Linked DNA regions of Homo sapiens: region 1 is linked to region 2. Evidence: read pairs that join two places in POLR2A ChIA-PET (ENCODE). Cell type or tissue: OCI-LY7. All regions are shown on one strand.

What was found. Peaks named below come from ENCODE experiments on the same cell type or tissue, not always from the same donor. Only the 100,000 strongest peaks of a DNase experiment are listed, where the experiment ranks them.
Region 1: POLR2A ChIA-PET joins it to region 2 with 6 read pairs; 2 of 35 experiments call an interaction of 5 or more read pairs at or near these places.

Annotation. Positions count from the first base shown.
Region 1 is chr22:21,558,117-21,563,116 of GRCh38, reverse strand. It overlaps a transcript of UBE2L3 not described here. Among named protein-coding and RNA genes, the nearest start is that of UBE2L3, 7.1 kb to the left of the region's middle. RefSeq lists an enhancer at 2,614-3,174. In OCI-LY7, no CTCF peak of the experiment used is centred here; no DNase peak of the experiment used is centred here.
Region 2 is chr22:22,020,418-22,025,417 of GRCh38, reverse strand. It overlaps the pseudogene PRAMENP. Among named protein-coding and RNA genes, the nearest start is that of TOP3B, 40 kb to the right of the region's middle. RefSeq lists an enhancer at 1-94. In OCI-LY7, no CTCF peak of the experiment used is centred here; a DNase peak (open chromatin) is centred at 2,845; H3K4me3 peaks cover 342 bases; H3K27ac peaks cover 1,464 bases.

The DNA of each region.
Region 1 (5,000 bases), 460 kb after region 2:
GTGCACACCTCTATGCCCAGCTAATTTTTGCATTTTTAGTAGAGACGGGGTTTCACCATGTTGGTCAGGCTGATCTCGAACTTCCGACCTCCTGATCCGCCCATTTCGGCCTCCCAAAGTGCTGGGATTACAGGCGTGAGCCGCCATGCCTGGCAATAAATTTTTTGAAAAGAAGTGGCTTCTTCCTTCTCCTGGACTACCAGGCCCTTCTGCTCCCATTGACCACATGCTATTCCTTCCTCCAGTCAGCATGGAGTCCTGGGCACTCACCTATTAGGCCTTGGGCCCAGGTCCAGAAAAACAGATACACAGGGCCAGGCGCGGTGGCTCACGCCTGTAATCCCAGCACCTTGGGAGGCCGAGGCAGGTGGATCACGAGGTCAGGAGATTGAGAACACGGGGAAAGCCCATCTCTACTAAAAATACAAAAAAAAAAAAAAAAAAAAGCCCAGGCGTGGTGGCTCACGCCTGTAATCCTAGCACTTTGGGAGGCCGAGGCAGGCAGATCATGAGGTCAGGAGATCGAGACCATCCTGGCTAACATGGTGAAACCCCGTCTCTACTAAAAACACAAAAAATTATCTGGGCGTGGTGGCGGGTGCTTGTGGTCCCAGCTACTCGGGAGGTTGAGGCAGGAGAATGGCATGAACCCGGGAGGCGGAGTTTGCAGTGAGCGGAGATTGTGCCACTGCACTCCAGCCTGGGAGACAGAGCGAGACTCCGTCTCAAAAAAAAAAAAAGAAAAAAAGAAAAAATTAGCCGGGTGCAGTGGCGGGCCCCTGTAGTACCAGCTACTCAGGAGACTGAGGCAGGAGAATGGCATGAACCCGGGAGGTGGAGCTTGCAGTGAGCCGAGATCACGCCACTGCATTCCAGCCTGGGTGACAGAGCGAGACTCCGTCTCAAAAAAAAAAAAAAGAAAAAAAAAAGAGGTACACAGGCACCACCTGCCCCCAAGGAGCTCACAGCATCTTGAAGAGGCACCAAGGAAAACACCAGACGGTGTTGAGGGTTTGATGAGGTGTGGGGGCTCAGAGGAGGGGCCTCGCAGAAGCTGGGGGAGGAACCAGGGATGGAAGGAGTTCCCCAGTAGGCAAGAGGACAAGGAAAAGAAAGTGCCTCTGCTGGGGCAGGAAATGGGCACTGGACACTTATACCCTTCATTGGCACCATAGAGCAGTACTAACATGTTCTATTTGATAGGAGAGAAAACTGTGGCCCTGGGAGAAGTGGCCCATCACTGGGCTAGGAAGCTGGGTACCAGGAATTGGACCTCATCTAGAGCATGCAGGTGAGGCTTTGCCTCAACCTCCCTCTGACTACCTGAAGCCTCATCTCCCACATCCCTCGCTTCCCACAATCAGTGCTGTGCCACATCACACCCCCCACTGTGCCCAGGCTGTTCCCTCTGCCTGTGGTGCCTTTGCCATTCCCTCCCACTACACTCCCCATGTCCATCGTGGCAGGGACTCAATTTATCATGCTCCCTTAGGTAAGCTGACAGGAAGATGCATGCTGGACCCCCTTTTTTTTTTGAGATAGGGTCTGGCTCTGTCACCCAGGCTGGAGTATAGTGGTGTGATCATGGCTCAGTGCAGCCTCAACCTCCTGTACTCAAGTTATCCTCCCACTTCAGACTCTCAAGCAGCTAGAACTACAGGTGCACACCTCCATGCCTGGCTAATTTTTGGGAAAAGAAAATTTATAGAGACAGTTTGTCTCTATATTACCCAGGCTGGTCTGTAACTCATGGACTCAAGAGATTCTCCCACCTCAGCCTCCCAAAGTACTGGGATTACAGGTGTTAGCCACCACACCTAGCCTGGACCCTTTTGAGTGCAAAGGCAGCACCCAGCATCTCTGTGACTCCCCCAAAAGCCCTCTGGGTCAGAACTGCTATCAACCCCATTTACAGAGGAAAAAACTGAGGCTCAAGCTGTTCCTCAGCTTCTCAGTCATCTGGCTGGTCAGAGGCTCAAGCCCAAGTCTGTTCTTGGACTGTGAGGGCCAGACCAAGTCCTGAGGGGGCTTAGATAACCTAAAGGACTCCCTCTTTCTTTCCTTTCTCCCTCCCACCTTCCTTCCTTTCTATCCTCCTTCTTCTCTCTTTTCCTTCCTTCTCCTTTCCACCTTCCTTCTACTCCATTCTCTGTGCTTAGTGAATGAAGAAATTAACACATTACTTGGCCCTTGTCATCCCCTGGCTAGATTGCATGCTTAACAAACATTTGATGAAGGACTGTCCTCTGACCTAGAGCTATGGCCAAATGACAGAACAAATGGTCATTGCTACTCGTGCCTTTGGGAAGTGGGCAAAGCCTCAAGTTTCAGGCTGCAGAGGAAGGAGGGTGATTGAAATAGATCCAGCCCGGGAGCGGTGGCTCATGCCTGTAATCTCAGCACTTTGGGAGGCTGAGGTGGGCAGATCACCTGAGGTCAGGAGTTTGAGACCAGCCTGGCCAACGTGGTGAAACCTCGTCTCTGCTAAAAATACAAAAACTAGCCAGGCGTGGTGGCATGCGCCTGTAATCCCAGCTACTTGGGAGGCTGAGGCAGAAGAATCGCTTGAATCCAGGAGACAGAAGTTACAGTGAGCCAAGATTGCGCCACTGCACTCCAGCCTGGATGATAGAACGAGACTCCATCTCAAAAAAAAAAAAAAAAAAAAAATAGATCTAAAGGGAAGAGAAATGGAGATGCTACAAGACAGAAGATACGTCTGTCCTGGCAGCAGTGTGGAGCTGGGAAACAGAGACGCTGATAGCAGCAATGGGGATCTCAGGAAGCAGTGCCTGCTTGTTCAAAGGCTCAGGGATTACAGTAACACTCAGGCTGCCAGAGCCAGAGGGCAAGACCCTGCAAGCACCAGTTCAGAGCCCAGACTCAGGTCACACAGACCTGCCCATAAGTCCCTGTGTGACCCTGGACAGTTTCCTTCTCTGGAGAGGAGAGTGCCAGGCTCTCTGGCTATGGGGAGGATTCAGCGATGAGGCTTGTAAAGTGCAGATGGGAAGGGGCTGACCACTCGCTGCAGAGGCACATGAGCTGGGGAGCTGGGCCAGGGCCACCAGGGCAGGAAGCCAGCCCAGTAGGCCAGGGGGCCCCAGCCAGAGAGCTAGAAGCTCGCACCATACTACCCTCCTGGCCCAGGAAGATGTGGACCAGCCAGGCAGGCTGCAGGGCCCAGGAAGAGCAGCACGGTCCCTCTCCAGGTATCCAGCCCCATCCAGTGCTGGGGGATGAAAGGAACTCCACTGGAACTCAGCGGGTTAGGGTCTGGCCAGGTGACCCTCCCTCTCTGAGCTCCAGTCCTCCCTGCACCCTCAAACGAGGGTCATGATAGGACGGGAAAATATCAGTGCAAGAAGGGATGTGAGTGCCCTGAGGGTGGTGGGCATGGGTGAGGGCTGGTACAGATAGCCAGACTGCAGGAGGCTGGGGGTTTGCAGCTCCAGTTCCCACTGCCTGAAATCGCCTCCCAGCTCCTCTGGCAGCCCTCACTCCCTCTCCTTCAGCTCTCAGCTCTTGTGTTTCCTCCTTGCCTCATGCAGGAAGCCTGCTCTGATGCGGCTCTTCTCCCCATGAGCACCACATTCCTCACCCAGAGCACTCGCCCAAGCGCCAATGTTACTACATTCCATTGTTATTTGTATTTAACCTTTGCATTCTCCCCCAAACTGAGCCCTGAGGAACCCAGTTTGAAAACCATTCATGTAATCCATCACTTTCATTTATTGTTTGTTTGTTTATTTATTTATTTATTTATTTTGAGACAGAGTCTTGCTCTGTCACCCAGGCTGGAGTGCAGTGGCACAACCTCAGCTCACTGTAACCTCCACTTCCTAGGTTAAAGCAATTCTCCTGCCTCAGCCTCCCGAGTAGCTGGGATTACAGGCACCTGCCACCACGTCCGGCTAATTTTTGTGTTTTTTAGTAGAGATGGGGTTTCACCATGTTAGCCAGGCTGGTCTCAATCTCCTGATCTCAAGTGATCCACCCACCTTGGCCTCCCAAACTGCTGAGATTAGAGGCGTGGGCCACCATGTCCAGCTTCACTTTTATTTCATAGGTGAGAAAGCTGGACCGGGAGAGGGTAGGAGCTTGGTGAGCCCATGCTGGGACACCTGCCTCCCAGTCTGCAGCTCATTCTCATAGATCATGGACTGTCAATTCCCTAAGGACAGCAGCCACATCTGGCCTGTCTGCCTCTGTCTTCTTCAGTCCTGTATTTACTGAGCACCTATCATGTGCCAGGCACTGTTCTAGACATGGAGGAGACAGCAAAGAACAGACAGAAAACACATAGAAACAAAAATAAAAAATATGCGGCTGGGTGTGGTGGCTCATGCCTGTAATCCCAGCCCTCTGGGAGGCTGAGGTGGGAGGATCACTCGAGATTAAGAGTTTGAGACCAGCCCAGGCAACATAGGGAGACCCTGTCTCTACAAAAAAAAAAAAAATTAAGTGTTTTTTTTTTTTTTTTTTTTGAGACAGAGTCTCACTTTGTCGCCAGGCTGGAGTGCAGTGGTGCTATCTTGGCTCACTGCAAGCTCTGCCTCCCGGGTTCACGCCATTCTCCTCCCTCAGCCTCCCAAGTAGCTGGGACTACAGGCGCCCGCCACCACACCTGGCTATTTTTTGTATTTTTAGTAGAGACGGGGTTTCACCGTGTTAGCCAGGATGGTCTCGATCTCCTGACCTCGTGATCCGCCTGCCTCGGCCTCCCAAAGTGCTGGGATTACAGGCGTAAGCCACTGCGCCCGGCCAAAAATTAAGTTTTTAATAAATAAAAATAAAGGATATGGAATGAAAAGCTGGGGGAGCTACTGTAGCAATGGGGGATGGGAAGCTTAAACCCTCCTGCAGGCTCTCAGGATGGAGCCCATTCCCCTCCTCAAGGCCAGGCAGGCTCCACAAAGCTTGGGGCTTTGGTAGCCGAACAGAAATGGAGCCAGGCCATGCCGGCAGGAGAAGGATGTGAACCAGGTTGCCCAGGAACC
Region 2 (5,000 bases):
CATACCCCACATCCCCCCGTGGGAGGCCGGGCTCCGTGACCCTCATCACTGTCCTCATCACACCCTTGATGGGGTGAGACCCTTAATGAAAATGCACAGGGAAATTATTCAAGAAGAGACCATCATTATGAAAGAGAGAAAAGTCTGCTTCTCTTATGGATACTTGGACCTGAGGAAGATGACCAAGGTCACCACTCTCCCTAGATACAGCCCAGAGAGGGGCCACCGGGATGACTAGGCACCAGGTAGGATGTGCACATCAGGGTGAAATTGGGAATGGGGGAGGTTAAGAATAGAAGGGTTAGAGTTTTATGGAAAGATCAAGAAGATGACCCAAAAGTTCCGAGACACCTTGTCTAAGCCCTTTACTCACAGTCCAATGTGATTTAACCATTCAAATTTTTTGTTTTTGAGAATGGGCTTTGCTCTTGTTGAACCTCCGCCTCCCAGGTTCAAGCGATTCTCCTGCCTAAGCCTCCCGAGTAGCTGGCATTACAGGCACCCATCACCACACCTGACTAATTTTTGTATTTTTAGTAGAGACGGGGTTTCACCGTGTTGCCCAAGCTGGTCTCAAACTCCTGACCTCAGGTGATCCACCGGCCTCGGCCTCCCAAAGTGCTGGGATTACAGGCATAAGCCACCGCGCCCAGCCTCAAGTATTCTTTTATAGCACTTACTTTGTGTCAGGTACCATTCTATTTGCATCGTGAATGTTAACACGATTATTTTTCCGAGGACCTAATCCGCAAGTGTAGTTTCAGTGGCATTGTATGCTGAGATAGATTACACATACACACACACACACACACAACACACACACAAACGTAAATGTTTGTGTATGTGTTTAATGCTTTCATCTGCATGATTCAGAAAAAATTTAGCATAGTATCTTTCACAGTGATCCACACAAAACAAAAAGATGCCTGTGACCTTGACAATTTGATTCTCCATGGTAACGCTAAAACCTGTATAATATTATTACTTAGTAGTCACGCAGTAAATATTTTTGAATTGAAAAATTAGTGAATATTTAAACACACACACACACACACACACACACACACACATTTCCACCTATCCCAACCCTGGGTAAAAAAATACGATGACAATATTCATTTCAGTCTTCCTCTTTTATTTAATAATAATCCTCCATCTAAATTCTCAGCCAGTTTGTTGGGAGTCAGCCGAGATAGATCTGCTTTTCTCACACACAAGCTCCAAGCCCTCTCCATGTCCAATGTATTCTACAGCATAAAGTGACAAGGAATCTGCTCTCTCCTCTTTACCCCACAGTAACTCACCTAGATCTTCCCACCAGGATGGCATGAGCAACCACATCCTGTCTTCCTGTCCCAGGCCTCTCCATTCTATTCTCATTACAGCTGGAGAGTCACTGATCAAATGCCAATGTGAGTTCATCTCTCCCACCTCACAGCCCCGCAGTGGCTCTGTGTGCTTTTCTCAGGAGGCTGATCTGCCCCAATCTGCACCTCCAGCTCTGCAGCCACCCTAAGTCAGAGGTGTTAGAACCAGAGTGACTCCATGTTGAATAGGGGCTTGATTAAATGAGGCTTAGGCATGCTGGCCTGCATTTCCAGGAGGTTAGGCATTCTTAGTCACAGGATGAGCTAGGAAGTCAACCAGACTGGGATCACAAGATACAGGTCATAAAGACCCTGCTGATAAGACAGGATACGCTAAAGAAGCCGGCCAAAACCTACTGAAACCAAGACGGTGAGGAAAGTGACCTCTGGTTGTCCTCACAGTTAGAAATGCTATGGCAACATCCACAAGTTACCTTATGTGGTCTATATTTTTAAAAAGAATTCCTGAAAAGCTAATAAATAATCCACTCCTTATTTAGCATATGATCAAGGACTATCTATACAAATAGCCGACCAGCAGTGTTTGGTGCTGCCCTGTCTATGGAGTAGCCATTCCTTTATTCATTTACTGTCTTAATAAACTTGTTTCCACTTTATAGACTCCTCCCAAATTATTTCTTGCATGAGATCCAAGAACCCTCTCTTGGGATCTGAATCAGGACCCCTTTCCAGTAACACCTGCAGGAAGCACATCCTGGCCCCTTCCCTGCTCCACTGACTGGAGGCACAGGCCAAGGTAATTTCACTGTTTGACTTGAATGACCAATAACTCATCTTTGGGTTCTCACCTCTGATTAGAATCTTCTGACCCTCACCCTCCACCCATCGCCCTCCTGCTCATTCCGAAAGTCCCACATGAAACCCACTTCTGTGGCTTAGGCCTCTTTGGCAACTTGCCACCCGCTCTCACTGCCACACCCTCATAGAAATCCTTCCCCATATGGATCTTGTGTTCTTCTCTCTCTCTTCCCTCTCAGCTCCTGCTCAGTGGCTGAAGCAGATTTGGAGCCACGAACACGAGTCTGGCAGAGCTTTGCTTTTGTTTTTAACTGGGAAAATCTTTATAACTCTATCAGGTGAAAAGACACATCCAGATACTAAGGCAGAGTTCAGGGTAACATTTCTCAGGGGCCTCAGTCAAAGTTTCTGATGTAGGCTGGTCTTTGAGGCCCGTCCCGACACGTACAGTGAGACAGGATCACAAGGAGGGGAGGAGTCAAGTCCATGGTGGACACAGCCCCTGACCCCACCACACCGTGGGGCTGGACTGCCCCAGGCATCCTTTTCTTCCCCACCCTCTGCAGAGGAGGGGCTGCTCATGCAAGTGTGTTTCCATCAGGGGACTGCCCAGCCCCTCCCTGAGCCCTGGAGCTGGAGCTCAGCTCACACTGCAGCCTGAGGAGGAGGAAGGTTTACTTCCCGCCTTGGGAGGGCCCTGGGAGGAAGCACCTGCTGAGACCATACACAGGTCCCTGCTCAGGGGACTCTGCCAGGCCAGAAAGGACACAGCTGCTGAGTCCCCATCAGTGAGCACAGGGCCCAGCTCCAAGCCCCGAGCTCCTTGGAGTATATGGTTCTTACTGAGCTGTGTCCTGTGCTGGTTACAGGACACACTCCTTCCGTGGCCCAGAGACCTGAGAGCCCAGCCTGTCTCTGTAGTTCACCATCCATCATCTCTGTTCACACATCCATCATCCGAATCCTACCTTCTGTGATCCTGATATGTTGTACTTTATTATTGTAGTTTCTCACTCCCAAAAGGAGTCTTGGTTTCTATGTGGTACAAACTGCTGTGAATGTAACTTTTTAAGGTGTTTGTACCCCCAGAGTATATTCTGGAAAAAGTTGAATGACCCACGTGTGCCATCTGGTCAGCATCACAGACACTGTTACAGTTGATGGTTTCAAACATGTGTAGGGGCTGTTCAGGGAATGGCATTGAATGGAAAATTCCCAGGAGATAAGGTTGGTGGCCTTCTTAAAAGATGGCAATTCTCAGCAAACATTTCACACAATGCTTTACCTCTAACAGCACACAATGCTCTTAGAGTTTTGATAGGGCTTAGATGTGATTTACTAATAGTCATGGTCTTGGTAGGCCTAATACACTAGTTAATAGTGTATACACACTTTTTATTTTATGAAGTGAGGTTTATTTTTTAAAGTTTGTAGTTTTCTAAATAGTTGTTCCAGATATTTTATATCAGAATTTGGACTTAGTGTCATATAATGTGTTTACATTTAAACCTTTTTTAAAAAAAACCTGTATTTGCTTATTCTTTGTTTTGGTTAATTATGAAGCTAAGAGAGACATTTTAATGTGTTTGTAGACATGTAGAAAACTTGAACAGGAAAATTTAGAAATCATCACCTCCTCATCATACTCCATATCCAAATTTACTTTAACTGTGTGAATGATCCCCCAAATCCTCAGCTCATGGGCCCATCCAGTAACAACCTACACACAAAATCCCCTTCTTCCCCAGGTACTCTCTTCCCAAACATCCAGAGAGATGTTTTTATTCATGTTGGGCAGGTCACCCCGTGGATTAGAATCCTGCACTGACTCCTCATTGCTGTTTGTATAAAACTCACACTCCCCAGCTTCCCTAAGGCACATTCCTGGTCTGGCCTCTGACTGGCTCACAGCCCCTCCCCTTGATTGGGGTTCCAGCCTTACTCACTTCTCTGTCATGGGAATCCTGAGTTTCTGTCCCTTCCATGGTCTCCATACCAGCTCCCCCTCTGTCTGTTGGGGGGAGATGGGATTCAACTGGAAGTCAGGGTGGAAGCTTATATTTTGGCAACTTTCAGAATTCCACCTGTGACAGTGTGTGTGTGTGTGTATGTGTGTGTATCAGGTAATTTTTGAAGTTACATAAACTATAGAGACTAGTTCAACAAACTCTCCACAGGCATAGACTAGCCTCAACCATTCCTTCTACCTCTCATGCTAATCTCTCACTGAATGATATTAAAACAAATTACAAATATCACATGACTTCACTGGTTTCTGCTTTACTATATATATAAATATTTATATTTATATATATAGTAACTTCCAACCAGACACGTAGGAGTCATCTTAGATGCCTTCCTTTTCCTGCCACGGGGCACACACTTAATTTTTAATTCTCTCCAATTACTCTTTCCTTCTGGATTGTAGATTGCTAACTTCCCTTCTTCTCCACTGTCACAAATCTAACAAAATATATTGTCATCTCTCCGTGAAATATTGTCTTTGATGCCTAACTACTCTCCCAGTCTCAGATGTTGCCTCAGTTTACCCTTTAATCCACTCTCCACTCTGTACCTACAGAGCTCACAGATGCCAGAGGAGGACACTTCAGTGACTACCATGGCCTCTGCAGTCAAGCATATGCGACCTCTTAATGATCCATTCACATCCTTCCTTTAGGTCACCCAGACTCACCTAGAGTGGCTTCCTCTGACCCTGTCCCCACTGAGATCTGCCACACTTAGGCCCAATGCAAGCTCTCTTAGTAAATAGAATCAACAACCAGATATTCTTTTCAAAAATATTATTGACAAATGCTGTTAACAATGCCTGGAACATTCCACCATCATCCCTTATAGCTCATTTTCATTAAC